Regions from separate parts of the Homo sapiens genome. Here region 1 is linked to region 2. A link is a loop called in an ENCODE intact Hi-C map of the cell type or tissue named here. Cell type or tissue: HepG2. All regions are shown on one strand. Each heading gives the region's core, and the rest is flanking DNA. Links, peaks and the distances in the headings are about the cores only. Region 1 overlaps PLXNA4 (plexin A4). Region 2 overlaps PLXNA4 (plexin A4).

Region 1 (15,880 bases), core at 5,389-13,388, 50 kb before region 2:
AAAGAGACAGAGTTGAACTCAGGGAAGTTAAAATAGATGGGGGTTGGTGCTCCCTGGCAGCCTGTGGGTGAGGGTTCTTAGAAGGGGTAGAAGTGAGTAATCCCTGCAGGTGTTGCTGGGGCACTATCAAGGGGCTCACTGGTGGGGAGAGGATGTTATGGATACATGTTTTAGAGTTGTGAGAAGCTATTAATTATTCAAGCCATGCTTCATAAATATTTCACGGTGGGTTTGCACAGGAAATCAAATTCTGCATTACTTGCCACCTCTTCACTTGGCTCCATGAATGGAGGTAGAGGGAAGGGGGAAAGCATTCCCTGCATGGAGACCTTTAGGAACAGCTAGTGACAGCCCAGGGTGTTAATCTGGGGCCTCTTGGTCTTGGCATTTGGTTTTTGATGAATAAACCCACAAATTGGAGTCTGGCCTGATTGTGGGAGAGGACAAATCTTCCCTCTAGCCTTGGTACTAAAAAGGGTCTCCCCAACATGCCCCAAGTCCTGGGGAAAGAGCTTCCTGGCTGTCTCAGAACTCCAGGGGAGCTAGGGGCTTCTGTGTAGGGCCCAAAGAGTGCACCTGCAAGCTGCCTGGTAGATGAGAAGGCCATGAGGGCTCGGAGACTCTGGAAAGTGTGATAGATGGGGGTTCTGTCCCTTCTCAACCCCCTGCGGAGACTCATGGGGACCTCTGTCCCTCACTCCCACCTGGAATCCCTAGAAACTCTGTGTGAGGGATGGGGGTGGGCCTCAATGACACAACCCTTAAATGCAAGGGGCCAGAGAAAGAGACTGGTGTCCCTAGCACTATCTCCTTCCTAAAGTCTTCCCAAGTGAACATGTGGCACCAGAGCCATTCCTCAAAGATGTCCCTTAAGTAGAAAAATGACAAATCTTTGAGCTTCAGGGACCTACCAGATCAATGCATATTTGCCTGTGGCAACCTCTGTCATCTGTCCTGACCTGCCTCTGCTTCAGTCTCTCCTGCTCACCACCCACCTTCTTCCTTCTCCCTCCTGTTCCCATCTTTTGGTGCACTAGACCTTATGCTGGGAACAGCCTCCCACCACTTCAGATCCACATGGAAAATTATATTCTATTTGTATTATACAAATTCCATCTTTGCCTCCAGCTTCTTCTAGGAAGTCTCCCTTAATACCCTAAATTCAATCACACCCCTCTCCAGGGTAGGAACAATCACACAGCCAAGACTGGACCCTTCCTGAGGGCAGATGAGACTTTCCAATGTGTAGCACACAGGCTCATTATAAGAATAAAAGCAGAGAGCTGAGTGCATTGGTACATGGGAGCTACTCAGGAAACATCCTTTCTCCTAGGTCAGGGGGCCTCAGCCCAGCTTGCATCTCAGAATTACCCAGGATCTGTAGCATTGGATTTAATTAGTCCTGGCAGGAGGCAGGGAGAGGTCCAGGGCATTTTGTTTAATGGTCACCCCACCCCAGGAGACTCTCCTGTGTCCGGAGGTTTAGCGCTGCCTATGCACTGTGGGGATCCCAAAGAAAAGAAAGTCCTGGGCTTCAGCTGATCTTTGATGGAGCCTCAGGGGTGGGGGCCTGGCTGCAAATGCAGAGCAGAGGCAGAGAGGCTTAAAGGAAGCATCAGCTTAATGAGGTGGCGGTGATTCTAGCCCTGTCCACTGTGTGCTCCAGGGTCCCTGCCAAGGACCACAGGATGGAAAATTGCTCTGGGCAGGTGGCAGGCCAAGGCAAGTGGCTCCCAAGACTGACTGGTTTGACGAGGAGCAGGGCACAAAGAGGAGCCACTGAGCGGTGTGATGCAGTCAGATGTCTGGAGTCCCAGTAAATGGGGTGGGGTGCAGGGCCTGTGGATATCCACAGCTCAGGCCTCTGCATTCGCAGACTGAGGACTGGGTCCCGAGCACAACTTTGACGAATAAGGAGGATATGGCTCGTGCAACCAAGAGAAGGAGATAGAGAAGATAAGGTGGCAGATCATGCAAAGGCTGGCAAAATAGGATTGAATGGGGAAGCAGACAGAGGAGCCTGGGCAATGTTTTACAGGGAGGGGGAGCCTTGGCTCTTCTTGAGGTGGCGGCTGACATGATGGTAGATGGATTACAACAGGTTCAGAGAGAAAAGCAAGGGAAAGATTTAAGGAGGCCGTTGTGATGGCAAACAGAATGGGAAAAGGAAGACTCTGGGACATGGTGATGGATTGATGTCAGGAATGAAGGGATGCTGAGCCACAGCCCAACAGGATTGTAGGCCTAGGGGATGGATCACTGATGGGAATAGGCAAGAGAGGAGGATGCACTCTTTATGGGAGCTGACAGCCTGGGTGGGCCAAGTGGAGATGAAAGTGAACAGCCAGGTGATGGTGGCCTTGATTGAGCCGCTGGAGTGAGGGGCCTGACTGGGGAAGCAGGGCAGAGGCAGCTAAGGTTCAAAAGAAGCATCAGCTTAGTAAGTTGGAGGTGGCTCTAGCCCTGTCCACTTTATCATTCAGGATCACTGCCAAGAACCTCAGGATGGAAAGCTGCTCTGGGCAGTGGCTGGCCAAGGAAGTCCAGTGCTTGCTTTGGCCATGCAGCAGTTTCCTCCCGTTTTACTTTGGCTGCCAGGAAATTTCAAAGCCAGATTTCTTGCCCAATTTTAGCAAATACCTGGCGAATGTCATCCCTCCTCTCTCCATCTCTCTCTCTCTCTCTCTCTCTGTCTCTATGTCTATATCATATACTATATATATATATATACACACACACACACACACATATATATGCATGCTTTATATACAAATATATATACATTTCTCATTAGTTGTCTTAATGTCTATTGGGTTCACCTTGGAAATTCCCTCATGCTTTCAGGAGAAGGTGGTGGGTACAAATCCTAAACAAATAAGGAAAATGACTCGTCCATGAACCCCATTATATGTGCGTATTCTTCTAATTTTATGAATTCCTATGTGCATTCTGTGACAGCCAACTGCATCCAGAGGGGGTTTGGCCCTCGGAGAGCAGAGGTGGAGCAGATGCAGGCCCAGTCATGGTGTGGCACGACACTCACGTTTCTCTAAGGTTTGGCCCTGACCATGTTCAAGTCTGTGTCAAGTACTTGAGCTCAGTTGCTTTCACCTCCCCTTCTAGACTGTAGGCCTCCTGAGGGAGGTGCTGTGTTGGGTCTTATTCATCATCCATTAACCCCCACAGCCAGAACCATCAAGTCATAAAATCCAACTCAATTAAACAAGCACTCATTAAATAATCTAGTGAGAGGCATTGTGCAAGGTGATCAATGGCTGTCAGTTGAAGAAGGAAGAAGGAGGAGGAGGAAGGCAGATGAGATAAAGGAGGGAGGGAGGAAGGAAGGAAGCAAAGAAAGAGGAAGAAAGGAAGGGAGGGAGAAAGGAAGCAAGGAAGGAAGGAAGGGAGAGAGGAAAGGAGGAGAGAGAGATGGAGGCGAGGGGTGGGGGTGCAGAAGGAGGAAAGAGGGAGACAGAGAGGAAGGAGAATGAAAGCCAAACTCCCCATGACATATTTCAGGGCACATGATGGCCAGGCATAAAATCCATCACTTCAGGCTTCCAGCTTCCAAAAGCAGCTCAGAATCATGAGGAAATTATACCATTACAGCTGTCATTAATCTGAGAGGTTTAGTTTTTAAAATGATGGGTGTGTGCGGCAGGGAATGTGTTTATGTCTCCACCATCTCCATAATCACAAGGCTGAGAGATTCCAAAAGCCTCTGTCCCCTAGAACTACTTGTCAGGCAGCCTTTGAAGGGATGAGAGGTTCCAGGCAGGAAGGAATTTAAGGACTGGGGAGAGATCCTCAGAAAGGCCATGGGATGGGGAAAGGGGTGGTAGGGTGAGAGGTGGGGGCAATTGTGTGGGTAGAGGGAAATGGATTGGGTATGCAGGTGAGAGGTGGGCAGGGGTTAATGAGGTCATGAAATAGGGATAATGGTGAGTGGGTGCTATGGTTTGAGTGCATCTTCCAAAGTCATGTCTTGAAAGCTTAATCCCCAATTTAACAGTGTTGAGATGTTGGACTTTTAAGAGGTGATTAGTTTATAAGGGCTCTGCCCTCATGAATGGATTAATGTTACTATCATAGGAAGATGTTTATTATCAAAGAGTGGGTTTGTTATGAAAGGCAGTTCCACCCTCTCCCGCTCTTGCTCTCTTGCACACAGTCTCCTGACTTTTCGCTTTCTGCCACGAGGTGACGCAGCAAGAAGGCACTTGCCAGATGTAGCCCCTAGATCTTGGACTTCCCAGCCTCCAGAACAAGGAGTCAAATAAATGACTCTTCTTTATCAATTACCCAGTCTCAGGCATTCTTCTACAGCAGCAGTAAACAGACTAAGACACTGGGGTGAAGGAGTAGTGTGAGGGAGATAGGATGGCATAATGGGCCACAAGTGTGCAGGGACAGGCCAGAAAATGGAAGCAATGGTGGCAACCACAGAAATAATAAAACAAATGATACTAGAAGTCATAAATACATTGATGTAATTTTCCACAAGATCATGGGGTTGATACTATTATTATCCTCATTTTATAAATGAAGAAACTGAGGCAAAAACAAAATGTTGAGCAACTTGCCCACATTTACCCAGTTAGCAAGTGGAAGAGCCAGGTATCAAATCCCAGGAGTTGCCTTGTGAAGTCCAAGCTCTTGCCTACCTACCATGCCACACTGCCATGCACCCACCTGGGGACTCTGGGCCCTGAGAGCTAAAGCAACTTACCTGAAACCACACAGCCAGGCACAGAAAAGTCTGGATTTGAATCCAGGTCTTCCAGACTTCAAAGGCTGTGCTCTCACTCACTATAAGACAGGAGTCTCATGAACTGAGGGAGGTTGCAGGGCAGGCCCTTGCCCTGGGTTTGCTCACAGAGCTCTAGAGGGGCCCAGCAATCATGGTAATGAGCTCTGTGGCCTGCACCCAGCCAGATCACTGCTGGCCAAGACTCACCATGAAGTAATAGAGCTGTGAGGACCGGGCCATGAATTCAGGCCGACACACAGCCACGCAGATCTCCACGAAGCCTGCATGCTGGCTGGGCTTGGCCTCCCCCATCTCACACACGATCCTGCAGGGAGGATAGGAGAAATCCCATGGGTCACAGGACTTCCAGCCAAGACCCTGCACCCCACAGCACCTACCCAGGTCCCTTTCTCCACAGTAGGATCTCAGGGATGGCCAGGTAGGGGAGGAAGGGGAAGATATCCTAATTCCTCCTAGCAGGGGCTTCTCCTTAATTGTCAGGCAATGACGAAAACTGACCTATGGGATCTCCTTTGAGGGAGCCTAGAAGAGGGTCCCTGTGTTCTGACCCTAGATGTTCAGTCCCTAATTCATTATTATCTACTCAGTTGTCAACTAGACTGGAGGGCATGTTCTAGCCAAAACCCTTAGGGAATAGGGCTGGCAGAGTCCAGAGAGGCAAAGCCACTTACCCAAGGGCTGCAGCAAGTCAAACCAGAACTTGGAACAGACCTAAGGTTTTCTGGTCCCCACCTGGGAGCTTTCTGCTCCCGATGATTGGGTTGCCTCAGTGAAGTGCTTTTGCTTCCCAGCCAGCCTCCAGGCTGGGTGAGGGGATAATTGAGTGTGTGTGTGTATGTGTGTGTATGCGTGTGTGAACTTTTTCCTTTCTAAAAATTTTTATTGCTTTGATTACAAAATTTGTTTATACCCTTTGAAAATAATCAAACAGTCAAACAGTACAGAGTATGGCAGTAAAAAGTGAGTGCCCCATTCTTCTTAAAACTTAAAACTATATATACACTTAAAAGTTAAGTGTGTGTATATGTATGTATCTTTGCAGACATAATATATAAATATATATGTGTATATATATCTATGTATATATGTATATGTATTCTTCATTTTACAAATGAAGAAACTGGGGCAAAGAAAAGTTAGGCAACTTGCCCAATACATATATTTGCATACATATACACATATATACGTACACACATATGTATATTTATATTTGTATTTCATATGCAGGCACACATGAACATAAATGTGTTTTTACATATATACAATTACACTTATAAACATGCATACGTAAGGAAAGATATATGTGTTTTTTTAAAATAAAAGCAAAACATAACATATCCACTGCTATAAACACTTCTGTTTTTTGCTCAGCACAATAGCATGGACCTTCCTTCCTGTCTCTGTAGACACGGCTCGACTTTTTTCTTTTCAGCAGCCTCACAGTATTTCATCTGATGATTGCACTATCATTTACACAACCATCTTCCTATTGATGAACGTTTAGTTGTCCTGATTTTTCTGCTACTCCAAATAATTCTGCAAAATGAACCAACTGACACACACATCCTTAGGCATTGTATAGTAGGATAGATTTCTAAGGAAGGAACCTGTTGGGTCGGTTTGTGTATTTAATATTTGGTAGGTAGAGCCAAATAATGTTCCAAGAAGTCTGGACCATGCACTTCTATTGATGGCCCACTCTTTTGCCAACACCAGATATGAACAATCCTTTTAAGGTTTTTCCAATATAATGGGGGAAAAAATCTCATTTTTATTTTTATTTTGCAAATTACAGGTGAGGTTTCATAAATTTTCACATGGGTGTGTTTTTAAGATCTCATATAGCCTTTCCTTTGACTTTTCTGTTGAAGCCCTCTTTCTTGCTGATAGATTGTCTGAATTAGGAGTATTAATTTTGTCTGTTATAAATATTGCAATGATTTTCTCCACGCTTGTCATCTTTCAACTGTGGTTCCAATGTCTTTTGCCACACTAAAGTTTAAAAGTATCTGTGTGTTTAAGTTGGTTGTTCTTTAACTTTACGGCTTCTATGTTTTATGTTTCTCTTAGAAACAACTTTTGAGTAAGGTTCCTGAACAAATAATAACTTTCTATCCAGATCACATAATTAATGCATGTTTGGTGTTTGAAACAAAATAGAAAGTACATAAAAGCACTTGTCATACTGAAACCCCCACTAGTTGCACCATTCAGAATGTAATTTTCCATAAGACCATGGGGTAGATGCCATTATTATCCTCATTTTATAAATGAAGAAACTGAGACAAATAAAATGTTGAGCAACTTGCTTACATTCACCCAGTAAGTAAGTGGCAGAGCCAGGGCTCTAGTCCCAGGAATCTCCTTGTGAAGTCCAAGCTCTTGCCTACCTACCATGCCACGCTGCCTTGCACCCATGTGTAATATCCAGTGTCAACATTTTGGTGTTTCTGTGGCCAGTCTTGCTTTTCTTTTACAAAACTGATTCAAAACTCTATATTATGCTTTGTAACCTGTGTTCCAAGAACCTGTGTTCTCACTTAATATACCTTGAGTATATGTCTGGTCATGATTCTTCTATAATATCAGATTTAATGGCTGTGTAGTTTTCTTTCCAGTGCTTATACAATAATTTATTGAACTGAGGAATTCCCTATTTTTACACATGTAAATCACTTCTGAGTTTTTACTATTATAAATAAGGCTGAAATAAACATTCTTGAAAATAAATATTTGTGAATTCTGGTTATTTAGGGAAAGTTCTAGATGTGTGATGGCCAGGCTAAAGGCTTCTAACCCACATTTCCAAATTTCCTTCTAGAAAGTTTGTCCCAATTTCCCCTTACACCATGAGTGAAGGAGTCAGCTACTTCTCATGACTCTCTCCTGCACCAGGCATTAACTTTCACAAACCACTCCCTATTGTTTTAATTTGCATTTAATTGATTACTACTGCTGTTAAACATTTATTTTTCGTATGACTTTCGGTTCTTTTTTATCTCATAAATTGTACGTTCATGCTCTTTGATCATTTTGTGATCTTTGCCTTTTATTTATAAAAGCTCTTTATATATTAAGAAAAAGTATTTATTAACTGTAATAGGGTATAACCATACTCCCAGTTTATCATTCACATTTTTATTTTGCTTGCAATGATTTTTGATGCACAAGTTTTAAGGTTTTATGTACTCAAATCCCCTAATCTTTTTCTTTATAATTTCCTCTGTTGCTGTTATACTTCGCACAAGTTCCCCTTCTTGAAATTGAATAAATTTCCACCTGCATTTTCTTCTAATCCTTTCACAGTTTCATTTTTTTTAAACTTAACTCTTTAATCCATCTGGAATTTATTTTGGTGTGTAATGTGGAATAAGGATCTGCTATTGTACTTTTTCCAGGGAGTTAACCAGCATCAATTATTGAATGGTATTTCCTTGGGTGATTTGAAATATCACCTCTATTACATACTAAATTTGTATGCATTAGCATTCTTTTTCTGGGTCCTCTATCTTACTTTACTGATCTAACTGGTATCACAATATTTTAATCATGTGGCTTTATAATAATACTTTTGATATCTGGCTATGTAAATCCAAAGTAGGATATTTTAAAATTCTCCAAATCACAATATATTAGCAGTGGCCTAGTTTGGTTTCGTTCTAGAAAGGTGTCAGAAAGTTGAAAGAGCCATAGAAAGATCTTTTGGTAACTAAGTGGTGATGGACCAGAGAGGTGAGTCCTACCAAGACTGGATCCTTAAACCATCTGATCTGCTGTGAGCATCTTGGGGAGATCTCATGGAAATCAGGAGGAATTGAGGATGGCTGTACTGATGGTTCAGAATTAGTAAATCTAGGCAAGACCCAGCAAGCAGAAATGGAAACTGCACTCACATACCTAGGGGAAGACTTGCGAAGAGTCAATAACTTATGCATACAGCACAAGTGACAAGATTTCACTCCAGGAAGTGCAACAAAGATGGTATGGAATATAGATTCTATGATGCTGGTAAACATTTCATAGTTGTGTTTGCTGGGCTGGAAAATGGTGCTTACTTATTTACAAGGCCATGCATGATTCACAAACCTCCTCTACTAGGTGGGTTACAGGTCAAGGTCTTTTGCTGAATGACCCATTCAGTGGGCCAGCAGACTTTCAAAGAGAAAAATAATCTAAGGCACCCACAAGCCTCAGAGTGGGTGTGAATTTCATTGTCAGTCTCCACAGAGAGTAGCACAGGATCAGTGCTGGGGGGGATGTGAGCGGGAAGTTGAGGACAGCAGAAGGAATTGGATTTACACTTCTCTTGCAGATTTTCATTTTGTTTTGTCTCCCCTCCATGCGGCCTTATGCCCCAAGTAGGTAACAGTCACCTTTCTCTCTCAGCTATTTCTCCTTTCCCTCTCTACACTTTCCCCAATATGGCAGCTAGCTAACTGAGCAGGCGGGGAGTTGTGGGAGTCCACCCTCCAACTCTAAAATATTGGGGTGGTTCTCCTTTTTCCCCCACAACAAGCTCTGAGAGCACCTAGTTGCTGACCAGGACATCCCTAATACTAACCCGTCTTCCCTCCCCTGTTCCTCCTGTGTTGCATGCAGCTTCACTTACTGTTCTGCAGGGATGTAACCATCCACTAAAGGGCTGCACTCCACGCCAGCAACCTTGACATGGGAGGCGATGTCGCGAAATTCCAGGCCCAGGTTCTCCCCTCGGATAGTGACCTTGGTGCCCCCTTCCCGGGGGCCTGTCACCGGGATTATCTGGAGGGAGGAAGAGAAATAATTAGACAAACACCAAGATACTGCCACTCACTTGCTGATGAGGCAAGGAGAGGCTGCTGGCTCTTGTCTCATCTGCCCCAGAGTCCCTGAGTGGCTTGAAGTCACCAAGGGCACCCAAAGCCTGCGGTAATCAATGGGTAGTAGCTTCTAGGAAAGCAGTCCATGTTTGTGTGTGTCACTAGGAGCAGTATGCAAAGCCCATGGTACATCTTTCCATTTCATAGAAGAGATGAGAGGATGGAACATGACCAGCAATGCTACCGGGTGATTCGTAGAAAATTGGGATTCATGCCTTCTAGCATTTGCTTGTGTTGGTTCTACTCTCAAGGAAAATAAAAACCCCTCCTATCCATTCAGAGCCCCCTACACCTATGTGACCCTACCCACCTCTCAAGATCCTTCTCAAATGACACTGCCCCATAACCCTGTGTTCTTCTTCTCTCTCCATTTAAATTCCAAGGTACCTTCTTTGTGCCACTTACATGGCAACAATTCTTTGTGCCTGTTCTTCATCCTTCCCACTCCCAGCCCCCTCCTCCTCCGATCCTGAGTCTCTGAGAGCAGGTCTGTCTCCCTCCTTGTGGGCTTTTCAGTAACCATCTTTATGTCTTGCGTTGTCATGTGATAAAACCTACAACTGTCCAAACATCTTTCCGGAATTACTATGAGCATTTGTCACAACTCCTTTGCCGTTGTTGTTTGGCCTGGTACCACATAGATTTAGGTTTAATTTAAATTTTACCCTCGTACACAGGTCAAAGTGTACTGGCTTTCCCTCCTAAATCAGTGTCAAAAACCCATGATTAAAATGTGAGGACTCAGCATCCAAGTGCCTGCTTTGAGGTGAGGGCTGTACAGTTAACACAATCTCATCCTGGCGTTTCATGGACCAGAGAAGGGCATGCTTCCATTCCTGGTGCCTATGAGCACCAGCACCTGGACCTTAGCCAATGTCAGCAGGATTAGAATGGAAGGAGCCCAGAGAGTCCATCTCTACCCCTTTTCAGCATATCCAACTCTCCTCAACCCTGCAGGGCCACAAGTGGGAATTCCATCCTGGGGTAAGGGTGAAAGATGGGGGAAGCAGAAGGAACTAGGCTGTGCTGCCCTCCCCACCAAGTGGCAGCTTCTCCAGGTGAGACTGCTTACCTGCCACAGTCAAGCTACCTCCCACCTCCTACACATCCCCGTGAGGGTTGGTGTGATTGTGAGTGAGCGTGTGCAGGGGTGTGAGCCTGTGCATAAGTATATTCCCATTGCAGTGGAAAAACAGCTTCCCTGGAGACACAGGCCCATTTCTATGAGAGGGAGGTGGACAGATGTGGGGAAGGTCAGAGGGAGAGTCTGTGTTCTTCCCAAATGCCTGCCTAGCCAGTCCCCAAAGTGCCACTGGCATCTGGCAGCAGTGTCTCCATGATATTCTAGCCCTGGCTTGTCATACTGAAAAAGGAGTTTTATCTCTGGCCCACTCCTTCGTTTCCCAGGTTCCCCTAGGGCCAACACCAGTATGGAGGCAGTAAATAGCCTTTGTCACAGGGAGATATGTTTAATTTGCCGTCTCCTCCCTGTGATTTTCTTGGACATAGGCCAAGAAGAAAGCAAGTCCCACTGATGGCACCAGACACACTGCCATGCGCAGCAGCCCCCTGGGTTGGTTTCTTGTTGAGGGCTCTGGGAGGAGCCGTTCCACAGAGCAGGTGTGAAGGTGAGCGGTGGGGACTGGGAAGGGAGGACATGGGCCCAGGTATGGGGTCAGGGGCAGTGAGGAGAGAAGAGGTCCACCTGTCCTCCTATTCCAGATCATTCTGTAGGTTAATTCTGCAAATATTTCCTCCAAGTCTGAGAATCACTGTTTAGATTCCTACCATGCAAAAGACTGAAGTGGGGACTGAGAGAAACTCTCAGAGCCTGTATAGCCAGGAATGTGGAAGATAAAGGGTCTGAAGCATGGGGCACATGTTGAGGGCCACCCCAAGGGGCTGCTTTGCTGGGTGAGGCCCACAAAAGCCCACACACAAATGTGTAGGAGGCCCACAAAAGCCAAGAATCTTCTTGCTTTCACACATCCCTGGTGCACGTGCACAATTTGTGAGTGGGGGTATGAAGTCTCACCATTGTAGTGGAGGAGAACAATAACCTAGGAGAACATTACTCAGGAGATCTGGGATTCAGGACCATGTTACTGACACTTTGGTTAGAGTATGTGTGCCTCTCTGAGCATTAGCCTCTGTCTGGAAGAGAATAATAACCTGATGATAACCCTGGCCTTGGGAGACATTATGGGTTTGAATTGTGTTTCCATCAAAGTCACAGGGTGAAGTTCTAACCCCAGTGTCTCAGAATGTGTCCTTATTTGAAGACAGGGTCTTTGGAGAGGCAATCAAATTTGAAGGAGACCATTAGGATGGGCTTTGGTACAATATGATCTAATGAAAAAGAAATTTGGCCACAGAGGAATGCACAAAGAGAAGATGATGGGAAGCTACACAGGGAGAAGATGGCCATCTCCGAGTCAAGGAGAGGGATGGGGAACAGATGCTTCCCTCACAGCCCTCAGGAGGAACCGACCCTGCCAACACCTTGATCTTGACCGTCTACCTCCTGAACGGCAGGACGATCCATTTCTGTCGTGCAAGCTGCCTAGTCTGCAGTACCTTGTGACGGCAGCCCTGGGACCCTAATAGAACAGGTAGTTGTTTGGACTGACAAGGTAAGGGGTGTAAAGGTGTGGTGCAACTATTAGGCATCACACAAATATATGGCCTATGACTGTGCCTGCCACTGTTAAGTGATCATATACTGTGTGCATTTGTGAAACTGTGCACAAAGCCCGGTACCAGTTCGTCCTCACTGTTCACTGAGGCAGAGACTGAGTCTCTGTCTTCTCTCCTTCTCCCTCTTCCTGCTGCTTCATAATCCTGACCAGCATCCGCAGTGGTAAAGAGGTATTGAGCACCTACTGTGTGCTCAGCCCTGAGCTGGAGGCACAGATGCCATGGTGCCACAGATGACATGGTGCCATGGGGGAGGAGCATGTGGAGAGAGAGATGCAGCCCTCTTTTTTATTTTAAGAGGGAGCAAGGGACTCCAGCCTTGCTGGAAGAGTGCAGGAGTGGGAGGAGAAGAGACAGGACTACTTAAATGAACTCCAGGGGCAGTGATTTCCTTGGCTTAGACATCCCTGGGAATGATTTTACCAATGATGATGAGTGAGGAGGCTGGTGAGATCCCCATGAGCTGGGCCCAGAGCAAGGTACCTTGCCTGTAGGTGCGTGTGAAATCCTTCCAGCTCCCATGTGAGAGGGACGCTCAGGCCCACCGCACATGTGAGGAAGGTGAGGTGTGGAGATACTGGTGATTTAGCCCCAAGGTACTCAGCAAACAGCTGGTGGAGCCTGGATTCAAACCCTATTCTCTGGGACCCAGTGTCTGCGTGTTTGGCTCTTCACCGTGTTCCTCCCCCAGGTCTTTGCTCCATGGCCTGTGTCCCTTTGGTCCCCCTAAACTGTGCTCCATCTTACAGCTCAGGGCTTGCTTTGGGGGAGTTCAAAGACCTCTCTGTTGTGACCTTCTTCACCTCCCCAGAGCCAGGCTGTGCCCCAACACCCATGCCACCTCCAATCACGGGTTGACACTTGGTGAGGATGCCAAAGGTGGAACTTCAGGCCTTGCCACCGAGGCTCTTAGAGACAAAGGAAGGGGCTGGCGAGGACTGAGTCCTTTTTGACACAGCTCCTCAGAGACTCCAACAGGACAGTTGGGCCCCTCATTGAGGATAGTCGAGCCCCAAAAAGAGTCTCTGATCCAAGCCTAAGCTTCTGGGGAAGCCGTGAAGAAAAACTAGGGTGCCATCCAGCCAGGCAGAGCAACCAAGTCCACCCAGTGACTACTGGGTGACCGACACCACGGCTGGGCAGAGTTTCCACAGGGTGTGGCACAGCAGCCTGGAGCCTGCCCATTTGGAGCAGGAGGCCCGACCCCGGCTTACCTCTGTGATGCGGGGGTTTGTGCACTTGCTTTTGGCACCAGACAGCTCCAGCCACTGGCTCTCCTGGGCAGGGCAGTGCTGGCGCAGGGTGCACTGGCCTGGGCCCTGGCACCAGCCACATGCGAAGTCTGGGTCAGCCTTGAGGCACAGCCCGCAGCTCTCACGCATGGCTCCACACTTGTAGAGGTGAACTGCAGAGGGGAAGGGCAAGGACAAGGGGTGCTTGGGAATGGCAGTGGGGACAGAAGGGGCCCAGAGAGAGACAAAGAGTGCAGTGCCAGCCTGGGGTGATGGGGCACAAAGGCAGTTTTGCCCCCTTAGCCATTCTGATGCAAAAAAGAACCTGAAAGAAAGTCCAGGCCTGAGCAGAGGGACTGAAATGGGAAGCTCTGGGGTTCTCCGTTCACTCAGCACTCAGCAGCCCTTCCCAGGAAGTCCTCTGCACACCACCTCCTACCAGAAGCCCTCAGCCCAGGTCAAGCTCTACAGAGCCCATGCTCAAGAAGTAACCTAGAAGCACAGATGGTGGAGAGGCTGTGAAGGAGGGGCTCAGAGGGAGAGGGACAGCCACTAGGAGGCGGGGGCAGAATGACTCCCGCGAGAATGCAGGACGGCTCCTTCCCTCTCTACCCCATCCCTTCCCCTCCCTCCCCTGCTAGGCCCCAGCCCTTCCACACCTTTATTCTGAGCTGGGTTGTCAATGTTGAAGTGCCCATTCCACACGACTGTCAACTCCACGGGCAGGTTGTTGATCTCCATCCCTTCATAGGAATACTGCAGCCAGGTCGGGGAGGAGGAAAGAAGAAAGTGGGGTCACAGAGAGTTCTAGAGAGGGCCCAAATGATCAGCCTACGGCCGTTAAGAGCTCACAGGCTAAAGACTGGCCAAGACTGTGCTTGTGTGCATGTGTCTACCTGTGTGCATACAAGTATGCACATGCACATGTGTGTACAGGCAGGGAAGTGCATATCAGAGGGGGTGGAAGATAACACAGGGGTGGGCCAGGCCTCCAAGCATGCCCCTGTGGATGCCAGCTCAAGGAGCAGATGGGAGCAAGCCACTAGGTCATCTCCTGTGGGTCTCAGGCAGGAGGCCTGCTCCCATCCCCTGGAATTTCCTGAGAGGTAAAACCGAGGGAGGAGTCCACTTCCTCTCTGGCTGCCCAGGGAAACCCTGGTCCCTAGGCCCTCCCAAGTCTGCAATTAGATTGGGGAACTCTAATTTCCAGGAAATGTCCAGGGTAGGTGGATGCTTTACCAAAGACCTGGGGAGGGGTGATCACTTCCCAGGCAGGGCGGTGGTTGCAGAGACTAAGAAATGAAGGAGCTACACCCTAGGGGGATGAGAGGCTGGGGGTTAAGAGAGAAGAGGACTAGATGGGAGCTTGTTGGTGACGGGGGAAATCCTGAGGACCTTGGAGGACAAATCTGGAAATCTGGGCCTGGATGCTGCAGACAGTCACCAGCTCAAAGCCAGGCTCACGCCCAGATTCCTGTTGTGCTCCTGTCCTCGGAGGGCTCCTCAGGGTCCTGCTCCCCTACCTGGCTGAGAGATAGGAGGTGGAGGGTGGAGAGAAGAGGGAGGTGCTGGCTTGAAGATGATGGTGGAGGGGGCAGTCCCCAGGCATGATGGCCCCTAGTCTGCCTTCCCATAGCAGACCCCTCTCAGTCTCCAGAGAAAGAGGGTTAGCAGAGGGAACTTAGAGCCCACCCTGGGCAGCAATTTCCAACCCCTACCTGGTGATTTTCTCATTATTCCAGCCGACTCTGCTCGCCACAAGGGGCAGGATGGAAGAATGGAATTGAGACAGATTTTCTGCATGGGAGGGGCTGAGGCCTGGCAATTTGTTGAACGAAGTTAGTCCAGAGGACCAGGTTTGAAGCTGTGTTTGCAGGACCTACAGGCTGTTTTAATTCAAATTTAATTTGAATTAAAAATTTGGAGGGCTGGGCTAGGGGGATGTTGATGGATATCACAGGAGGCCACTGAGGCTCCGTCCTCCAAGTTGGCCATGGCACCTTCATGGACAGGGAGGGTGGCCACAGGACATGGGAAAACACATCTGGGAAGAATCTCAGAGGGCTACTGCCTCTGGGCAGGGACAGGTCTGCACCCTATTTGTAGGAGCTTCTAAAGGAGATGTTCTAATCTTCGATGCAGAAAATTGCCCTAAATTCCTGAGTTACGGAATGTGCTCCCATGAGAACAGACTGTGACTTGACATTGCCCTCATACAGCAACCACGGGGGGATGTACCTCCAGCCACTCCTGGCTCTGCCCTAGCATCCAGAGTTCTAACTTCCTCCCTGGCAACGCGTGCCAGGGCCAGAGAGCTAGGT
Region 2 (15,880 bases), core at 2,755-10,754:
CATCCTCTTCCAGTTGGGATACCTTTTTATCTCAATGGAGAATCCTGCCTGATGTTTCAGCTTGAGCTAAGAGAATTTGATGTGGCCATCCTTTTAAATTTCTTGCCATCATACAACAGGCACAGAAAACTATAAACTGTGCTGACCTGGCTGAACCCTCTCTGTTACATGAGCAAATGCAGAGGCAGTGTTTCCCCTGCTGTTTTATGGGGCATGTGCCTCTGTAAAATGATGTCTGCTTGGCAGGGGCTACTTGTAACTCACGCACAGGCAAACTGGCACCAGAGCTTCTCAATTAGTCTCCAACTCTCTTTTGGAATTAATTAATAATTAATTCCAAATCCCACATGATCTCTTTTCCCTTAACTTTCTTATTCCCTTTATGCATCTTTTTGTTCTCCAAAGTACACACTGAGCGTTCTTAATGACCACACTGCGCTTTCACTTCTTTCAAGCAACCTTTTAGCTTACCTCTCCCATTCTGACGGCAGTGACCTTGACCTTGGTGGCCCTTCCTCCACCTTCTCAGATGTCTTTTTTGCACATTTGGAATTTTATCTTTTCTTTTATTACTGCTCATGTAATCTGCATGAGCCGTGCCTGGAGTCTGCCTACATATGACCTTCCTATCCTACTAATTAACCTTAACAATTAGTTCCTTACAAATTACCCACACTGGCTCCACACCAGCCAAGAATTTGCCCTCTTTCTGTTGCGTCTTTAATTTCTCTTCCTACTCCTTAAGTGAGCATAGACATGCTAGTCATGTAAGCATATAAATAGTGGCTCCTAACCCAAAGTACCTGGACTCCTAGTAATTCATGAGTGGTAATGAGGTCCACACGCTATTTTCAATATTTCCCAAAGCCTAATGGCAATTGAACTGTTGCTGTTTTATGTTTTTTATTCATACTCAGTGATGTATGTCTCATATTAAAAATAGGAAATATGTTATTACTTAATAAATGCAGTTTGTTTAGTAGACAGAATCTTTCAAAACATAATGCACAGAGGGAAAAAATAATAAAAGGGGCCATAAATGGTGAAAGTTGGGAAACATAAGTACACAATAATGTTTTCATATGTTCCAGCTGCTTGTCTAGCACTCCATATTTTGCATAGGCTTAAACAGAAAATCATGCCTTGCTCAATCAAAAGCATTTTCTCGCTCTAAACTTAATTACCATCCTCCTCAGTTTCTCCTATTGACAAGTTCTATAATCCACCTTGGATGGAATGTGGCTGCATGTTCTGGAATGTTCCACATCAAGTCAAGAGCCAGCTGCTTGGTGAATCTGAAATTCTCAAAAACCTTTGCATTCAGATTCTTAAAATATTTTGAAACTGGTGTTTAATAATGTCCATACCCTGGAATTGTCAAGTCCCTCCTCCTGATTTTAAACATGAGTCATTTTTTGTTGGGTTGGAAAGAATGCAAGAGCCCTCAGAGCTAGGTTCAAATTCTGGCTTAACATGGAGATAAAAATCCCTCCTCCCCACCCCCACCCCAATTCACAGTTTCCCAAAGCACAGATGATGCAATGGTTTTGTAAATGGTCTGGCACTTTATAAGTGACGGCTATGATGGATCGCTGCTATCCTTTTCATTAATATCCCAATCCTCCTTGTACTGTCACTTACCTCTCCCCGACATCCCAGAAAACTCCTCTGACAGTCTTCCAAGGCTTCAGGAACTCTGTCAGGAGTTCAACAGACCTGGGAGAACTTTTTTTTTTTAGTACCTTGATAGTGTCATTTCCTCCTTGAGCTATGATATTTGCCCCTAAGCCATTCATTGCTCCACACTTTGGATGAAACCTGGAGTTATCTCATTTCCAGGACTTATTCACTATCTTTATTAGCTTCTGGAACAGCTATCTGCTTTTCTTAGCTTTTCATTTAGGTGGGTCCATGTGAGACAGGGACACAAGTCCTGCACAGGTATTATGAGTCCTGGGTTCCAGCCACAGCTCTGCCCCCCAGTTTCCTGGGTAAACTTGGACAAGTCTCTCCTGGGCTTCTTTGTGATGATCTGAAAAATGAGGAACTGGGCGCGTTAGGTCTGAATTCCCTCTCAGTCCTAACATCCTAAGCTCCTTGTTAATGCTCTGACAAAGTCTCTCAGGTCAGCCTCATCTCACTTGTTTGGTTTTCATGGACATGTATAACAATGGCACCAGGTCTACCTTCAAGAAAACTTTCTCTTGAAGACAATCATCTGGGCAGCTAGAGCTTTCTCATCTTAAAGGTAAACAACCCAACTGCCTGTAGTCTTTCCTTACGGAATATTTCTATTTATGATTTAACCATTTTTTATGACTCTCTTCTGAACTTGATCTAGGTTCTCTCCACTCTTTTTAAAGTGTGGACATTCAAATTGGGGAGCCAACAGGATTCTGACAGTCCAAGTAGAAAGGTTACCATTATTTGAGAGCTAGGTGCCACCTCCTTCACCTTGCCAGGACCTTCCCAAGGAAGGACAGAACCAGGGAAATCTCCCAGGCCCCACCATCAGGCAATAGTCTCCAGCATGGCCAAGGCCTCCCAGACTGGCTGCACAGCTCTCCATCTCTATCATTGCTTTGCCTCACTCTGTACCCCATGGTTAATTCTGCAAAGCATCAGAAGTTTTTCTAATACTTTAAATCACTTTTGAAAACTGGATTTAGTCCAACCATTTAGCTTAGTATAAATGTATTCCCTTATGTCCCCAGTTACTATCCACACCTTGCTAGTATGTTGCACAGGTGGCCAGATGGCCTCTGAGCCACCTTGTCTCTATGATTCTCTTTCCCCAAATACCTAGACTTGCCACTCACAGCCTTACACCATACAAAGCTGCCTCTCCCATCCCCCAACTCCAGCTCCTCTCCTGACCCTGGAACACAAACCACTCCAGATGCAGAGCCACACGATTAATTAAAACCACCCCACGCTGATTAAAGTCTTAAGCTGCAGTGCCAGGCATGCTAATTAACTGAGTGAGGGAATTCAGACCACAGGAAGAGGTGAAAAAAGAAAGTAAGAGGGGCGGGGGAGGGACTTCTGTTTGGAGAACAAATCAGATGGTGACGTGACCTAAGCTGCCATAATGATAGATTGTCTCAGAGACCACAAAATATTGAGGTCTGTCCCCTGGCCACCAGACTCTAGCAAAGGTGTTGATTGATGTGGCTGCAACTTCACCTTCGCTGCTTCTAGAGATGGGAGCCCCATCACCTCTGGGGACCTCCATGTGTGCATAAACTGTGCTTGGGGAGAAGGATTGTGTGCAGGGTTAGGGTAGGGTCTGCACAACATTGTCTTGGGACATCGTCCTGGCTTTGTGCAAAAACCTATTAGGCAGTTTAGCAGTTCCTCAAAAAATTAAACAGAATTACTATACGATCTGGCAGTTTTGCTTCTGGGTACACCTGCAAAACAACCAAAAGCAGGATCTCAAAGAGACATTTGCACACTCAGGTTCATAGTGGAACTACTCACAATAGCCAAAAGATGGAAGCAACCCAAATATCCATCAACAGATGAATGGACAAACAATATGTGGTATATCCATACAATGGAATATTATTCAGCCTTAAAAAGGAAGGAAATTCTGACACATGCTACAACATGGATGAACCTCGAGGACATGATGCTAAGTGAAATAAGCCAGACATAAAAGGACAAATACTGCATGATTCTGCTTATGTGAGGTGCCTAGAGTAGTCAGATTCATAGTGACAGAAAGTAGTACGGTGGTTGCCAGGGACTAGGGAAGGGAGGAATAAGGAGTTACTCTTTAATGGGCAAAGACTTTCTGTTTGAGCAAATGAAAATGTTCAGAAGATGGAGGGTGGTGATGCTTGCACCACAATGTGAGTGTACTTACAAATGCACACTTAGAAATAATTAACACTGTGAATTTTTTTATGTGTATTTTACCACAATAAAAGAGTTGAAATAATCCTTTTGAGTGGACTTGACAAATTATTTCATCTTCGGCATGGCAGCATGGATATGAAAACACCTGTTCTCTGCTTAGCTCCTTGGGTCAAAGGGGAACGGCTTTTGCTGGTAGACTAATACAATCATCTTTATGAAATATTCTGATATCTTTCAGTCAAAAGATAGGTATCACTATTCTTTTCAACGTAATCTCAAATGGGTTTTGGATAAATGTCTCCTATCATGTATCATTACATAACTGGCTCTGTTGTTCTCAAGGTCTGGATACCTGTTTCCTGATTTGGAAAAATAATGCCATAGCCTTGTTCTTCCTGGAAATTTTCCTTACCTCTCACCCATTCCAAAAGGCCTAGACGAGGAGCTCTCAATTCAAATAACTCACAAGAGGTCAAATGGCCCCTGATTTTAGAAAATCCTCCTGCTGTTGCTCAAGCTCTCCTTTGGTATTTTTCATTCACAGTTATGGCCAGAAATCACTCATGTGCCCTTCCCCATTTACACTTCCTTTCCCCCTAGATCACCTTTCTGGGAATCTGGGTGGTTTTATCCTTTTGCCACCAAGGTAAGCTTCCTTAAATAATATAATGTAGTTTGGTCTGGTTTTAAATGATTGTAAATAGAATTATCATTTGCTGTTGTACATGCAATCATCATCATCATCATCATCATCATCATCATCATCATCCTCATCATCATCCTCATCACCATCTTCCTAACCTGTCCAGTTCCAAAGGCCACAAATTTACAAAACAATGGCCTAGCACAGCAAGGCAATGAATGACTGAAAAGAGAGCAAAGGGTCCCAAATCAGATTTTAAGTCATGGCCTTGGTCTTCATAAGTTTCTCCATCTGATGAGCTGAGCCCATTGCTTGGGGACCTGGGAGCCTGGGGGTCCTCCATGGCAGCTGGAGGAATTTTTACAGCTTCTGAGTCCTGGCCCCCATTGCCCAACTCCCACCTGGTTTCTCTGATATTTCGAAAGATGCTTTCCTCTGGCAATAGGGTCTCACTCTGCCTGTTGCTGCTCACATTCTGAAGGGTGCCTGCTGTTCTGCTGATTACATTCAGAAATGTTCCACAGATATAGCATGCAGTCTCTGTGTGTATCTCTAATTTGTTTAAGCATTTGACATTATGGTCAAAATGTGAGTTATTACTCCATTTCTACTCTTATAATTGGATGCTAATGCAACGATGGCTACACTGAGCCTGATGGTTGGAATTAATTTAAATGTCCAAAAGGTTTCTTAAGTACCCAATTTCCTTCAAAATTGTCAAAAAAGAAAGAAAAAAAGAGGCAAGATGACCCATTAAGAAACTCCAAGAGGCTGCTGGAGGAACTGTCAAGCTGTGCAGACGCTGCACTTGGTGCTGTACCTCATGCTGTCCTTCCTTGTCACTGTCCCCGAGCAGAGGAAGTAGAGTTGAGAAAAGTAAGTCCTTTTCTGGCAAATTCTTAGCTCAGTAATACACATGGGTCTTAGTGGCATGGTCTTGGGGAGCTCCTCAAAGCATCTCCACCCGCCTTCATCTCCTTTGGTCACCACTGGCTGCCTTTCCAAGCTTTATTTCTGCTGGCCAGGGACCACATAAAGGTTTTGTGGAGTCTCCCTGTGATGGCTCCAAGGCCCTCACTGCCAGGGCTGCAATTTGTGGTTGAGCAGTGGCTCAAGAAGCTGTGCTTATTTCAAGTCACTCCACATGCCTGGAACCCTGTCACTCCTATTCTCTTTGCTCAAAGGGGGCAGGTATTTCTGAACCTGGCTAACAGGTAAGAAAGGCAGATGCCAGAAGGCTGGTCCCAGGCTGTGGCAGATTGTATTATGAGTCCCAATTCTTCACTCCCTAAAAAGAAGACTTTTATGTCTCCACCCCTATGGCCTCATGGTGAATAGACAAGTGGTGTGTACTTCCCCACTTCTTGGCTTTGGGCATGGCCTCAGAACTCGATTGGCCAATGAATGGTAGGAAACACGAGGCAAATGAATGCTTCCGAAGTGCTTATGTGCTCATCTTTGCCTTCTGTGCTTCTGTCATTGCCATGAGAAGAGCTTCCCGAAATAGCTGTTTCCTCTTCAGCCTGGGCCCCAAATGAACCCACATGGAGAGAGACCTGAGCCCAAACCACAGCCAGGAGACAACCCTGGCTGATGCAGCAGCTTGAAGCAGAACTGCCCAGCTGAGTTGAGCTTAGGGAGCTGACATGCAATTGCTTTGCAGAGCCATGGGTGTGAGGATTCATGTCTATTGTATGCAAGTGAGTTTTGGGCTGGTTTGTTACAAAGCTTTATTGTGGCAATAGCTAGCTGATACACAGGTGCTGGACAGAAAGTTACACCAGGATGCAAAGGTCCCGTGAAAGGTAGAGGGGAGAGGTCAGTCAAATGGAGGAGGGGGAAGGTTGCAGTGTGGTAGCTTCTTACCACCCTGTGCTTCAAATAGGTCATGCAAACATTGATGGCGTATGTAACTTGTACAAGTTCAGAAATTATTGAAAGCCAGATCTAACGTGATAAATGGCCCTTCTCAGTACCTCCCACGCTGGCCATGCTCTTTTAATTCTATGGTCATAGATCTACAGATCTCAGGAAGGTCTAGCCCCTCAGCAAAGTACTAAAGAAGACTCTGGAAAGAGAATGCAGCCCTCCAGATGTGGTCAGCTGTCCAGAAGCAAAGATGTGCTTCAGACCCCTTGTACTGACCATCTGGCCACCCCAGTGTCAGAAAATGATTTTTTTTTTTCTACTTGGCAGCAGTAAAAACTCCTTGGGAATGATTTGCCTTGAGCTTTGCAATTCCTCCTGCTGGTGCTTGGGCCATGGGGCTAATCCAGCTGGGCCTCACTTGACGGCAGACAGAGGCACAGGGTCAAGGGCAGCAGCCTTGGCTACCACCACTGTCCCTACCTGCCTCTAGGCAGGACCTCTGGGGTCAAGGTTGATGATATTTAGAATAGCAAAGGCAACCGCCCCAGGGCATGAGGCTTGGGGAGCTGAGGTTCCAAGCTGTAATCTAATCTGTGTGTCTGGGTGACCTTGAACAAAATATTCCCATTTTTCATGCCTCACTGGATTCATTTTCAGATTAGGGGGATCCAGTCCTGCTCTGCCTTAAAGAATTGGTCACAAAATACTACCAATACAAATGATTTGGGAAGCTTCTTGTAAATGAAAAGTAGCAGATGTTGTGGAGGGCTGCAATTTGTTGCTATTAATAAGAATAAATGCCTAATAGGAAGCCAGTTTGCTCTGGGAACTCGGACAGCCAAGGAGCGAGTGCCGACGCCGGAATCATCAACATATGTTGGTCCTCATTAGCAAACGGCAGTAGCTGGGAAGCTGGGCAAGGAGCTCTCAGCGTGCTTTCTGCAGAGCGTCGAGAAATCACCCCATCCTCAGGCTTCCCAGTGTGGGCTGCGCTAAAATGGCACGTGATCGTTATTAGCCAGACCCCTTGCCAAGCGGGAGAGCGATCCCCTTCCCTGATGCACAGATGGAAAAGCCATAGCCCAGAGGGGCTGAGCAGCTTGCCCAAGGTCACGCAGCAGGGCGGTGGCAAAGGTGGAAATTGAAATGAAGTTGGGGGCTGGAGCCTGCCCTCGGGCCTGCCAGACACCACTGGCTCCCGGAACATAGTACAGGGGATTGAGAAACCTCTGGTCCCTCTGCTGAACACAGGTCCTGTGTTGAAAACTTCACAGCATTGCAGGCTACTTACTATACTGCCAGGAAGGTGTGGCTGAGTTCAGGGGCTGAGGAGCCCCACCTACGGGCAGATCACCAAGTAGCAGCCCTGAAGAGAGAATGACAATTGGTCTCAGCACAGCCTCCTCCTCCAGGAGGTTTTCTTACTCCTTCAAATGTGGTTAGGGAGAAAAATAGAGTTTGAAATAGTTTTATCTCAGGGACAAGTGAGAAGCAGAGATCTGAGAGAAAAACAGACCTGGGTTTGGATCCTGGATCTGCCACCACTGTGTGACTTGGACAACTTATTTAACTTCATCAAGCCTCTTTTTCCTCATCTAAGTACCCTGATGGGTTGTTTTGAAGAATAATTGGGATGACACATATGAATGTATTAGTGTTATGCTAATGGCAACTCTGTTGTTCCAGCCTCTGCCTCCGATAAAATGCCCCTGTGATGGGTGGTGCGAAGTCATCTCTCTTCACTCCACTATACCTAGTACTCAGCTCATGCGCAGTAAATGAGAAAAGTGAATGAATGCTTGCATGCACGCATAAATAAATAAGTGAATGAATGAATGTGGTTCCTATTACACTTGTACGTGTTCCAAGAATCCCCTGGAGATCATTTATTTGGCAACCTTGGCTCTACTCTAAAACCTATCATTTCTGGATTATTGCCACAGATTAATCTCTTAGTGTAAAGGTTAAATCCTCTCCTTTCTCTGAGCTCTCATGCTCACATTCACACACAGGCTCAGGAGGCCCGACTTCCTGACTTCCAGGGCTGCGGGGTTGCAATGTGTGAGATTCTCTAGCTAGGCAGATCCTATGCATTTGACAGAGGAGACTGCAGCCAGAGCAACCCCTCCAACATGGAGGCCCAAAGGAATGGGGGATGAGAGGAGTGTTCTGGCATTCACACAGTTAACAAGCTGAGAGGGACCTTGGAAACATTCTAGCTGCCAATCCTCTTATTTTTCAGATGAAGCTCAGTTGCTGCAGGGATTTGTCCAAGGCTACATGGCTACCAACACTCCTCATTTGATACCCAGTCCCTAGATACTGACTCCTGGCCAAAATGCTCATTCTTGACCCCATCTTAAGGTCAGGGCTGAAGCAGGGGCAGAGCCTCAGGGCCCCACATCCTGGAGAAAAATGAAAGTTTCCCTCCCCATCCCCAAGCCCAGCAGGTGGGAAGGGGCTGTTGTCCTGGGGATCAAAGTGCTGCTCCTGTTCCAGCCTTTTTTTTTTTTTTTTTGACTCTGTGTACATTGGGTATTTTATTAGAAACTTTCATGTTACTGCTACGTAAACACTGCTTCAAAATAATACATAAGTTAAAAACTTGTCAAGCAAGTTCTTCATCAGCTGTACTCCTAGAATTAAACACACATCACACACATACAAGTCACCAACCCCCACAAAATGTTTAATTTAACTGACCTTAAAATTTGGAGAAAAGTATCGGTTGGCTTATCTTTTAGCAAATGACACAGACAAAGACTATGGCCCCTTCTGAACTGGGACCGGGAACCTACTGTTGTGTGTTTCCCAAGCACAGCCTGCTCAATGGGAGCCTTTGTTTCTGCAGCCAAGAAGAAGGCGGGGAGGGGCTGGCACGGTGACACCTAACTCCTGGCCCAGGCAGCGGAGCCAAGCTAGTCCCCAGGCATATGCTGAGGCTCCCTAGCTGGCTGGCACTGGCTCCTTGTGGGAAGTGGCAGGGCAGGCTGGGCAGGCACTCCCTTCTCCATCTAGCACCTGACCCTTCTCTCTGACTTCCTTCTAGCAAGGGCTCTGCTGACCAGCGTTCCCAGCAATGCTCTGGCTGTTCAAACCACAAAAAAACAGTGTGTGTAAATGATACATTTTGTGAATGAGTGCACAGCAGCCCAAGGGGGTGTGCCCAGATGTGCATGTCTCAGCACAGGAGTAGCATTTGCACACACCTATGGGGGGCAGAAGTGTTCTGGACCACAGGAGACTGTGTGCAAATAAACACATCTTTCCTCGCAGGCAACCAAGGCTGGGTATGAGGCTTCTCTGGCTAGGAAACAAACATCTTTTTTCAAAAAGGGATTTGACTCTGGGAAAAGTTATGGTGCTCAAATGATTGGAAACTGATATTCCTGAAGGAGAACCTTCTAGGTTTATCAACATAGGGCCCCACTCTCAGAAGACCAGGTGCTGCTGGCTTAGAAAGGAGGCAGAGACGACAGATGACCCAAGGAATTCTAAATCATCTTCGTTTCACCCTATCTCCTGTCTCAAGGTACCCACCTAACTCTACTGAACTTATATGAGCTTCCATTGCAGGATCAGGGCCAAGCCTGCTGCTGGGGAAAGACAAAGAGGGCCCTCTGGTGTCTGGGTCATCCTGGACACAGGCAAAATGTATCTTCTTCAGTAAGAGATACAGCTTTGAGGGCATCTTCCAGTAATTCTTCAAATATGAAAGGACAATTGTTAAAATGACAGCATTCTAAAAGTTTTTTTTTTTTTTTTTTTTTTTTTTTTTTGAGATGGAGTCTCACTCTGTTGCCCAGGCTGGAGTGCAGTGGTGTGATTGTGGCTCACTGCAGCCTCTGCCTCCTGGGTTCAAGCGATTCTCCTGCCTCAGCCTACTGAGTAGCTGGGACTACAGGTGCACGCCACCACACCCAGCTAATTTTTGTATTTTTAATAGAGACAGGGTTTCACCAGGATGGTCTCAATCTTCTGACCTCGTGATCCACCTGCCTCAGCCTCCCAAAGTGCTGGGATTATAGGCGTGAGTCACCATGCCTGGCCTCTAAAAGGGTTTTATGCCTTATGCACTGTCGGTGAGTGTTTAGATTAGCACAACCATTTTGAGGAGTAATTTGGCAGTTATTACTAAAACCTAAAATGACCCAGAAAGTCTTCCTCTTGGAATCTTTCCTGCAGAAATACCAGCACCTAGACACCGGTGGTTGGCTGTGGATATTCACTGTGGCTTTGTATGTAGTAATGTCTGTTTGGAAACAACCTAAATATCCATCCACAGGGGGCTGGCTAAAAAAATCGTGGCACATCTACACTCTAAGATAATAGTCTGTATGTACTAAGATGGATGAATGTCTATGATTCATATTTGAGTTAAAAAAACAAATTTTATAAAAAGGGTATATTAAGACTCAATGTTTGTTTTCAAAAGACAACTGTGCAGCTGTGTATACATATATATGCAAACCTCGTGCAAAGAATAACTTCTAGAGAGAGAGTTACATATTTGCTAACAGTGGTTAACTTTGGAGAGTTTGAATTTTTCACAGACAGGGTATTATTGACTTGGGAAATTAAAATAATATTTTAAAGATGCTTTAACCTTTAGTCTTTTAAACTAAATTAACTGTGCAGCTCAAAATTTATTTTAGGGTGACAGCTTGAATTTTTCTTTTTTCTTTTTTTTTTTTTTTTTTTTTGAGATAGAGTCTCACTCTGTCACCCAGGCTGGAGTGCAGTGGCGCGATCTCAGCTCACTGCAACTTCTGCCTCCTAAGTTCAAGCAATTATCCCACCTCAGCCTCCTGAGTAGCTGAGACTACAGACACACACCACCATGCCAAGCTAATTTCTTTTTTGTACTTCTTTTTTGTAGAGATAGGAGTTCACCATGTTGGCCAAGCTGATCTTGAACTCCTGACCTCAAGGGATCTGACTGTCTTGACCTTCCACAGTGCTGGGATTACAGTCATGAGCCACCATGCCCAGCCCAACTTTTCTTTATACCCACAAGATTTCTAATATTCTGGAACTATGGAAAGGGCTCTTGTCTGCTTGGTCTCTCCCTCTTGGTTCACCTTCTGACCAGTAGCACCCTAGAAGTGAGCCCTGGGCCATGGGGGAGTTTTCTCCTTATAAAATTAACTATCCCATATTGGGTGGGAAAGTCATTGTTTGGCAATGCCTTATTCAGTGATGTCACCTGTCCGCCCAGAAGCTTCCTGCAGAAAACCCACACCAATTCCACCCAACATGGAGAAGACTCCATCTCTCCACAGAAATTACTGGGCAAGGACCAGGGCACCTCTGCCTACAGCCCCCATATGTGCAGACGCTATCACGCACTATGTGTGCATCAGTTTAGTTTCCATGTGGAGGAGTCATGGTGTGCTGGGACATCACTGGGCTGGGGGTCCTAGGACCTGGGCTGTAATCCTAGACCCGTTCCTTACTTCTGCAAGCCCTTAGCAATTGTCTTCATCTGTCTAGCTTTCAGTGTTCAACATAAATTGATCTCTATTGTCCTTTCAAGCCAGAAGATTCCATCATAACTAACTATCTTAAGGCTGGAAAAATCTCCAGGAGTGTCACTCCAGGATCTCCCTCAATTTTATTCTCATCTTGGTTACTTCATCTATCTGTATGATAGGGACCCTCAGCTCTGCCCTTTCCCTAGCTCTTGTGATCTCAAAAAAGTACAGTGATATCAATCTGAAATATACTTTGAATTCTAAGAAAGGAAATTGTCGCAACTTCTAATGATGAATTATGAAACCACTAGAGTTTACTGTGGCCATTTCTATCTATCATTAACATAAACAATTGTGAGGGTGAGTAAAGGGTTGTGTGCACATCCTTTCTGAGAGAATGGAGAGAGCACAGGCTTCTGAAGTCCTAGATTCAACTCCTGGCTCAGCCACTTATCAAAAATGTGTCTTTGAGCCTCGGTTTCCTCCTATGCATAAAGGGAGCAGTATTAGGTGACGATTAAATCCTGTTGTCAGTGCTCAGCAACGTCCCTTCTTGCCTTTCTCTGTGTGGGACTGGGAGGACAGTCAGGGGACCCAGCGGCGCTGTGCCAGCCTTCATGCTTTCTAGGCTGCAGACGTAATGCAGAGCTTCCCGCTTCCATCTGCCAGGAGCTGACCCCACCGGACTGTAGTAGTAGGCCAGTTGCTTTCCATTAGGAAGTTCGTTTTCAAGGGGTGAGTGGTGGTGGTGGTACGGATAATGCATCCATTTCACATTTTGCGCATCTGGGGAGTCTGATCTATATCCGACTAAGGCTCAGAATAGATTCCCCATTCCAAAATGAGAAATGGCTATTAGAGCTATATTTAGACTAGGGGTTCAGTGAGCTCAGAAATAATTGCTGGCCCTGGGGTGGAGATGGGGTAGGAGGAGGCTAATTCCAGGCTAATTTGGGCCCATTCTCAGGGGGGGTGGCCTGGGGGAAGGCCGGGAGTCTCAGCCACCCTATTTCTGTCCATTCAGGCCTCTGCTACAGCAACAGACAACCCCCAATACCAAAATGCCATTGCCTATGACAGACAAGCTCAGTAGATGGAGAACCTGGGAGAAGGATCTAAAAGTGTAGCAGCCCACAGGGAGGGGCAGCAGATAGGTGGAGGCTTTTAATAACTGAATGTTAGTCAGGAGTCTGTGGGTCACAGGGGACCTGGGACCTGCTGCTGCTGGGACCTGGGCTGTGCAGTCTGAGAGCTGATGCTTAGATCTTAACTCTGCCACTTAAGAGCTTGGTCAGGCGCACTCAACATTCTCAAGCCTCTGAAAGCTATGCAGATTAAATGACATAATACATGTAAAACACTCAACACAGTCCTAGACCATCCAAACCTAACACCCAGCATCTGTCCTTATAGGCACGACCACCATGGCCAACTCATCTTTTGGGTTTGCTTTTCCTGGGACAGACAACATTCACGTTAATGCAAAGTTCAATTTTAAAATTCAACTTTAAAGGTTTCCAGATGTGTCCCTGTGATTGCTGAATACTTCAGCCCTCAGTTACCATATATGTAAGTGCTGGAAAAGGAGTCAGAACTGAAGAGAACTTGTGATGGGATCTCACAGTCTTATTCCTAACCTGACCACTGACTCCACTGGGTGATGCCCTGTGATCCCCAGGCCTAAAGAACCCCTCCCTATCAATAGGGCTTTGGCCACACAGCACAGCCCCAGAACTTTCCAACCAGTTCCCTGTCTCTTTCTCTCCTCTCTTCAGCTATTCTGAGAGCTTTTGCTCTGCTCTTGAATTGCATAGGAAGGAAAAGAGGAAAACCCCAGCAAGTAAGTTTTATTGCCCCAGCACCTGGAAAAGTTAAGAAAAGACAGGGAACACTTCCAACTATCTGATGAAATGAGGTCAAGGTTATCTGTGTTCTTTATTTAATCAGGGTCTCCCCTGACCTCTGTGAACAAGCATAACCAAAAGCGTGCCCTGGGTCTGGGATAGGAAATCATGCTGGCTCCTAGCCAAGTACAAGAGGCCGTGCTGTGTGCCGGCATGTTGGGACATGAGTTGGCACGGCACGTCTGGAAGGCCAGGGTCAGGCAGTGAGGCCCAGCATGGTGGTATTTGGCACAGAATCCAGCAGCCCCTGCTGTGACAGGGACATGAGGATGCAGCCTCCAGACACAATTAAACATGGGGCATTTGCTGAGTTTGCAAACAAACCTGCAGGATACAGGGCTGAGGCAGCAGCAAGAAAACGGATGTGACAATTCAGGGCAGGTAGCATGCCATACGTGGAATTCATTTTCGAATGCTTTTCTCCTCCATTAAGCCTGCTTCGGATGTTGCTGGGAATATAGCTTAACCTGGACCAGGGTCTGGGGCAGAGTGGGGCTGGTTTGGGTTGTGTGCCTCCCCAGGCAAGTTCACCATGCCACCGTTTGCTGAGTTGTGGGCCACCCCTCAGGGATGCTCACAGTTTAAGGGGAGAATCAAGGCACTTACAAGGTGCTAAGGAGGAGGGAAAGGCAGGAATTTGGGGTCTAGGTTAATTGGCTCCAAACTTCACTGAGCAACAGAATCAACAGTAGATTCTGTTTTGCTGGATTTAAGATGCTGGTGCCTGGGCCAAGCTCTGAGCAGCAAAATCAAAATTCCCAGGAGCTGGGCATCTGTATTTTCTCAAGGCCCTGTACTCCTCCACTCATTCCCCAACCCATGACCCTGTTAATGGGCTGGGTTTGGGACAACTGGCCTTGACCATAGGGAGCAGAGGAGTTAGTGATTTGAGGATTATGCATTTTGCCCTGGAATCTGAGTGATACGGCAGGTGGAAGGCTATGGGGGCACAGGGACAGGGTGGGGGTGAGCATAGAGATAACACTGGACAGCTGTACATGGCTTCCCCATTCATAAGCAATTTCACAGCCATGGTTGCCTATGACCACATTCTGGTGAGGTAGCCAGCTCAGGGAGGACAGCCTCCAGTTTACAGATGAAGACACAGGTTGGGAGGGGTTAAGCGACTTGCTCAAGGTCACGCAGCCTGTGAATGGCAGTGCCAGGTCCCTAACACAAGGTGTCTGTGACCAACGGCTGCTCTATGACATGGCGCAGCCTCCTTTCTCCACTCCAGTCCCCTCTCTTGCAGGGGCCAGGTGGCTGTAACTCTCTCGTGATGAGCTGCAGCTGCCTAATTGGTTGCAGAGGCAAGTTGTCCCAAACATCATGGACAATGATGAAGGCAGAGTTGGCTTGGAGAATTTCCATTCAAATATATCTTATAATCACTCTTTGGCCAACATGTTTCCCTCACAAGGTCTGTCTCCTTCTACATGACACACATCTCCAAATAAGGCTCTCTATCATCTGGGGCCTGGCAAGATTCTAGACAATCGCTCAGTGTGGTGGTGCAATGTCACCCTGGCCAAACCCAGCAGGGGCTGGTATGTCTGACTTCATGAGACTTTACCAATTATGGAATTGTTTCACTGGATCCAGGGGCTGCAGACTTCAGGGCTGGCCATATCCTGAGGCAACTGCTGCCTGGAGCTTGGTAGGGAATCTACATCCTGTCTTGGGGCCAAGGGTATGGTCTGGGGACACAGAGCAGCAGGAGCCCACAGGTGGGCCAATTCTTTAGGACAACCTGACCTTCACAGGGCTCCCAGGCTGCTAGAACTGAGTGGGCCATTAGTTCTGACACAGATGCTCAGTTGTGGCCCTGTAGATTTGAAGGGAAGGCCGTGGGCTGGTTTACTAGGCCATGTTTTCCGAGGCGTCTTTCCAGCTATGCTGAAGAATCAGTCTGACCTTGCAGAATGTCTGTAGATGGAGGAATTGGAAGGGTCCCTCTCAGCTTTCTGTGCCATTCACCCTGGTCCAGCCAAGGGAGAATCCAGCAAAATCATTGACATGCAAAGGCATCTTTGGCTAGCATGGGCCTTAATAAAGCCAGCTCTCTGAGATGGAGGGTGTAGCTGGAAAAGGGTCATTGAAGGCAGAAAAGTTGGACAGAAAGCTCC

The links. Hi-C counts contacts between places; a loop is a spot of excess contacts. Peaks named below come from ENCODE experiments on the same cell type or tissue, not always from the same donor. Only the 100,000 strongest peaks of a DNase experiment are listed, where the experiment ranks them.
Region 1: a loop joins it to region 2, with 13 times the contacts of the local background. A loop is called at or near these places in 3 of 110 quality-filtered maps.

What each region holds. Positions count from the first base shown.
Region 1 is chr7:132,189,105-132,204,984 of GRCh38, forward strand. PLXNA4 (plexin A4) reads right to left here. Exons shown (of 32, transcript NM_020911.2): 11 at 14,219-14,315; 12 at 13,542-13,732; 13 at 9,381-9,532; 14 at 4,958-5,075. Among named protein-coding and RNA genes, the nearest start is that of PLXNA4-AS2, 64 kb to the right of the region's middle. RefSeq lists enhancers at 1,204-1,705, 1,706-2,205, 13,106-13,643. In HepG2, for the core only: no CTCF peak of the experiment used is centred there; a DNase peak (open chromatin) is centred at 8,877; H3K27me3 peaks cover 1,392 bases.
Region 2 is chr7:132,242,175-132,258,054 of GRCh38, forward strand. All of the region lies in intron 4 of PLXNA4 (plexin A4), which reads right to left. Among named protein-coding and RNA genes, the nearest start is that of PLXNA4-AS2, 11 kb to the right of the region's middle. RefSeq lists enhancers at 8,774-9,291, 9,292-9,807. In HepG2, for the core only: CTCF peaks have their summits at 7,705 and 9,982 (motif pointing left); DNase peaks (open chromatin) are centred at 7,667, 8,837, 9,197 and 9,957; H3K4me3 peaks cover 870 bases.